2 separate regions of the Homo sapiens genome follow, and region 1 is linked to region 2. Evidence: read pairs that join two places in POLR2A ChIA-PET (ENCODE). Cell type or tissue: Panc1. All regions are shown on one strand. Each heading gives the region's core, and the rest is flanking DNA. Links, peaks and the distances in the headings are about the cores only. Region 1 has its middle 94 kb from the start of SKAP2. Region 2 has its middle 23 kb from the start of HOXA1.

Region 1 (2,931 bases), core at 167-2,666, 110 kb after region 2:
CTGGTATGTTTTCATTTGAGTCTGGGCTGCCTGCCTCCAAAGTAACATAACATTAGCAGAAACTATAAAATGTTAACTACTCTGTTTGTATTTTTTATTTGTTTTCTTTGTTAGAATGTGTGGACCTATAGCTTTGTTCAGAGCAAATCTTGGCCTTATAGGAAACAATCAAACCACTCTATTCCAAAGCTAAGTTTGGTAGTTTAATTGGACAAGGTACTATGCTTCCAGTTTTAGTTTCAACTCTTTCAGTGACCCTGTGCATAATTAAAATGGAGAAAAAAAATGAAACAACAGAAAATAATGCTGCAACTTAAACAAATACTCATCCTTTCCCCAGCTCTGTCACTGACCTTTGAGATTTCATACAAACAGCTCTCCCTATTTCAACCTTCCATTTATAAGATGGGAATGAGCATTCATGTTCACCACAGAAAGTGCTTATAAAAAACATTTTGAAAATTCCAAATAAAAAGAACTAATCAATCTGCTGGCTCTGCCCAGACCTAACTGTACATCAAGCTAGAAATAGTCCTAAAGTGGTAGCTTATTGTGTAGACCTGACTGAATAGATTCATTCCCCACCTTTTCTCTGCTTGGCCTGTGTTACAGGACAGTAGATACTCTTGGTTTTTGAATGGAAGTGGTAGGCTAAAAGTCAAGAGGAAGGAAGAAGCCCTTGTATTTCTCTCAATCCCTCTCTGCCTTAGGCAACAACTCTTAAGAAGTCTGTGGCTCCTCTAGACTCTGCCTGTGGTTCTGGCTTCTATGAAGTGATGCCACTCTCCAGGCTCCAGTAACACTGCCTCTTCTCTTGGCCTTCCAGATTAGGGGGTGGCATTGCACTGGCTTTCTGCTTTTGCTTATCGCAGGCTGCCTCAATTTGCGTTTTATCCTTTTAATCACTCATATAACCAGTTTCCTCTATTTCAAATACAGTAGTCGCCTTAGTCACACTTTTGCTTTCTGCAGTTTCCGTTACCCACAGTCAATCACAGTTCTAAGATATTGAATAGAAAATACCAGAAATAAACAATTTGTTAAGTTTTAAATCTCACGCTGATCTGAGTAGCAGGGTGAAATCTCATTCCTTCCAGCTCCATCTTGCCCAGGATGTGAATCATCCCTTTGTCCAGTGTATCCACGCTGTAGAAGCTACTCGCCTGTTAGTCATTGATGTCCTTTGCTCCTTGACATCCAGCCATCAGCATCATCATGGCTTGATGAATCAGGATCGCCCAAAGCAGATGATCCTCCTTCTGACATATTGTCAGAGGGTCAATAGTATTATTGACTTAACACAGGTTAAGTACTATTTTTATCATATTATATCGAGTACATAATATCAAAATGACTAATCACTGTAGATGATAGTCATCATCCAGTTGAGGTAGTGTTCATTAGGTTTCTCTACTGTGAAGTTACTGTCTTTTCCCCCTTTTTAATACTGTACTCTTTCAAAGTAAGTCACTGTGTGCAGCTCACACTTAAAGAATGGGTAATTATGTTTACTTCTTTGAGGATGGAGTATTTACATAAATTATTGGGAATTATTCTAATTGGGAGATTAGTCTGTTCTTTTATTTGTTTATTTAATCATTTATTTATATCAGTATGGACTCAGATTTTTTTTTTTTTTTGGTTATAAGCCAATAGTATTTTACTTTGTTGTTCAAATTGTTTTATTGGGGATGACATTCCATTTACTTTCCAGATGGCCTGATATAAGAGAAATGAGAATATGCAGGGGAATGGGGAGTATACTAGGCTGGCTGGAGTGGAGAGTTTTTATAAGCAAGTGCTGAGAGATATGGTAGGAAAAGATTGGGACTATGTATGGGGGTGTGTGGAGCTGACCTTGAATATCAGGCTACATTCTATAGGCTATGGTGCCAATTTTATTTAAGAAACCAGGTTGATATGCCTGATGTTTTGTAATATATATTAGAGAAAATTTATTCAATGTGAGATTGACCATGCAGGGGTGGAGAAATAGTAATAATTTGCCATGCAGTTTGTTGACTCCACTAGGGGTCAGGGCTGGGGGCACCAATTCCTTTTCTGTTTCTTTATTGATACATACTACTCATTCTCTTTATTATATAGTGGGCATAGGTATTCAAGTAAATTATAGGAGTATTTTAAATACATTGCATGAAATTAAGTCTGAAGTGGACTGTACAGACTCATTTTCCTTCATAATATTCCGTTCCTATTAGATTTCAAGCAATGCTAGAAAGCCCTAGAGGAAGTATAAAACTGGTATATGTAACCCAATTGTCTCAGTGGATGATTGTATGTGTATATATAATCTCATTGTCTGAGGCTGGAAGATTGAAGGAGAGTGAGAACAATTTTGAAGACTTGGGCAGGAAATTTATTAATAGGTTTTAGTCTTTAAACTGGCATAATAAATATTGTCCTGCTTACCTTTTCCTTCTAAATTTGTTATTTATTAATTTTCCCTCCTTATACTCTGAACTTTGACATTTTCATATATATGAAATATGTATGTGTCCACATATATAGCATATATGTATGTGTCGACACATATAACATATATGTATGTGTCCACACATATGACATATATGTATGTGTCCACACATATGACATATATGTATGTGTACACACATATGACATATATGTATGTGTACACACATACATATATGTATGTGTACACACATATAACATATGTGTGCGTGCACATATAACATATGTGTGTACACATATGTAATAGATGTGTGTGTATGCATGTAATATAGATGTATGTGTGTATGTATGTAATAGATGTATGTGTGTATGCATGTAATAGATGTATGTGTATGCATATATAATATGCATGTGTGTATGCATATATAATATGTATGTGTGTATGCATATATAATATGTATGCATGTATGAATCTCCCCTGCTTATGATTAATCCTTTTCT
Region 2 (2,931 bases), core at 172-2,671:
TACATGAATCAGATTAAAGAACAGTCAATCAGACTTGAATTAAATATATATTCCCATAATGGTGATTATCTTTTTTCTTGGCTTGGCATTATTATAGCAAGCTAAAGTAATAGGAGATAAGTAGCTATTATAAATGAACCATTAAAAGCAGCAGTAAGCCAAAGTTCTCATTGATCTCTCCCTGTCTCTTACTTTATAAAAACTAATGTGAATTGCGATGGAGTTACCTACTTTAATAATAAATCTGTTGTGTCAGGGTAGTGACCTGATTTTTTTTTTTTTGCATATAATTTATAGCCTATTGATTTAATCCTCTGAATATCTCATCCTATTGGCATAGCATAAACCATTTCTTAATTGAAAGACAAAAGTAGCTTGGAAAAATATTTTTATTGAAGATATCCATTTGATCAATAGTCAAATAAATATGAGCTTATTTGAATGACAGTTTCAAGTTTAAAAGACTAAAAAGGAGGCTGGGCATGGTGGCTCACGCCTGTAATCCTAGCACTTTGGGAGGCCGAGGTGGGCGGATCACGATGTCAGGAGGTGGAGACCATCCTGGCTAACACAGTGAAACCCTGTCTCTACTAAAAATGCAAAAAATTATCCGGGCGTGATGGCACATGCCTGTAGTTCCAGCTACTCGGGAGGCTGAGACAGGAGAATCGCTTGAACCCAGGAGGCGGAGGTTGCAGTGAGCTGAGATTGCACCACTGCACTCCAGACTGGGCAAAAGAGCAAGACTCTGTCTCAAAAAAAAAAAAAAAAAAAAAAAGACCAAAAAGGAGATGCTTTGATTCATCACCTATTTGGGTGATAGATTTATAGGTGTATTTAGAAATTTAGATTTTTTTCTTCATGAGCAGGGGTGTGAGGCTTATGGAGACATTTTAAGAAGACACTAGCTTTTTGAAAAGTAAGTCATAAACTAGAATGTGGAAAATGAACTCAAGTAGCAGATAGTTTAATGTGACTACATAAAACATTGATGCTGTGCTGCTAAAACTCTTCCTTCCCTTAATTTATGGAAGAGAAAATCAGTAGTTTATGCTCTTCCAGCCAATACCTGGCACCTTTCCATTTGGCTATACATGCCAGGATGCCAAGAACCACACCACTGCTTTGTCACTTGAATAGAGCTGCTGACTTCCTCTTAATGCCAGTTTCAAATTTCTGGCAATGACTGACTGTTACCATAGTCCTCTCATCCCTCCTGTTCATCTGTACATATCTTAAGCTTAGTGTTCAGCTCCTGAACTTTTATTACCTGTCTCAGGCAAAAGTGTAATGAATATCTTTAAATATCACTGAGAAAAAACTGAGAAACAGAACATGTAATTAACACATGAATAATTAATTTGGGAGAGTGCTTTTCTCTAATTTTTTCCACTTGCCTACTTATTCATTTGTTGCTTTTCTTTAGATGTCACAGATCTAACCCAGTTAGTCTAAACAAATGACCATGCATCACTGTCATATCATAAACATAACTCAACTTGGAAGGAAGCAATTTGAGGGTGGCTATCCTATTACTATGCTTTATTTTTTTCTTCACCTAATGCATGTAGCCATAGAGAATATGGAAGATCTTAATACTCACTCTTTGAAGAGAAAGCAGTGATTTTTTTTTCTTTTTCTTTTTTTTTCGAGACAGAGTCTTACTCTGTTGCCTAGCCTGGAGTGCAGTGGCGTGATCTCAGCTCACTGCAACCTCCACCTCCTGAGTTCAAGTGATTCTCCTGCCTCAGCCTCCCAAATAGCTGGGATTACAGGCAGGCACCACCACACCTGGCTAATTTTTGTATTTTTTGTAGAGATGGGGTTTCACCATGTTGGCCAGGCTGGTTTCAAACTCCTGACCTCAGGTGATCCACCCACCTTGGCCTCCCAAAGTGCTGGGATTACAGGCGTGAGCCACTGTGCCTGGCCAGAAAGCAGTGATTTTTTTTTTTTATGGTCCTTATTACTCATGCTATCAATTTTATCTGTAATAGGTCCCTGTCAAAATCAGAGTAATTAAATGGAATGACAATCCTGTTAAATGTGTTCATGCCATTGCATTGGCAATAAAGCATGCACATATTTACAATTAAGCCTTGTCTTTTTCCTTTGCCATGGAGAATTGTGATGAACATTAAGTTGCACAGGCATGGGGATCCAAAAGGGTATTCATAAAAATCAAAACACCAGGTGTATACGCTCAGGACTATAATCTCTTCTTATGCAATTACTTATTTTCACTGCATATTTTTTCACTGAATAATAATTACCTTTGCACTGAGAAGAGGCAGGATCAGCTAGTTTCAACCTTTTATTATAACCTCCCTTTTAAAAATGTGTAGCACAGCATAGAACCATAACTATTTATTCAAATATATTTGTTCCAGTTCTTAGTTTTTAAAGGGTAGCCGACTTTCACATAACAGCACACTGAGCTTTTAACACAGTCACTTTGGTGCTACACAACAAAACATTAAGATGCATACTGATAGTATGGTTAATTTCTTAACCACTGGGAATCATCAATATAACAGAGATAAAGGAGACTTGAAACCTAGCCCAAGCAGTGAATTGACAGCCGTCTTTAACCACTATGACCTAAGAATGACCCTGAGCTCTGCTGGGTGCAGGAGATAGATCTGTTGCAGAGCACAGGAATCAGATATCTTAGAGGCCTAGAAACTCCCATTGTGCAACAACTGCGGAATCACTTGCAAAGTCTGATAGACACATAAGTGATAAACAGCGATACAAACGCCATGCTCTTTTAGTATATATTTTGAAATAAGCAGAGTTGTGAGTGGTTAATATTTTATTTGCTTCTTGCTTCATAAAGCTAACATTATAAAAGAACAATTAATAAGTTTTAAAGTATTATTTGAAATTTTCTAATTTAACCATGTTTTCAAATATTGGTACTATATGTAA

Evidence for each region. Peaks named below come from ENCODE experiments on the same cell type or tissue, not always from the same donor. Only the 100,000 strongest peaks of a DNase experiment are listed, where the experiment ranks them.
Region 1: POLR2A ChIA-PET joins it to region 2 with 15 read pairs; 3 of 35 experiments call an interaction of 5 or more read pairs at or near these places.

Annotation. Positions count from the first base shown.
Region 1 is chr7:26,957,310-26,960,240 of GRCh38, reverse strand. No RefSeq gene overlaps it. Among named protein-coding and RNA genes, the nearest start is that of SKAP2, 94 kb to the right of the region's middle. In Panc1, for the core only: no CTCF peak of the experiment used is centred there; DNase peaks (open chromatin) are centred at 540 and 1,210.
Region 2 is chr7:27,071,479-27,074,409 of GRCh38, reverse strand. No RefSeq gene overlaps it. Among named protein-coding and RNA genes, the nearest start is that of HOXA1, 23 kb to the left of the region's middle. In Panc1, for the core only: no CTCF peak of the experiment used is centred there; no DNase peak of the experiment used is centred there.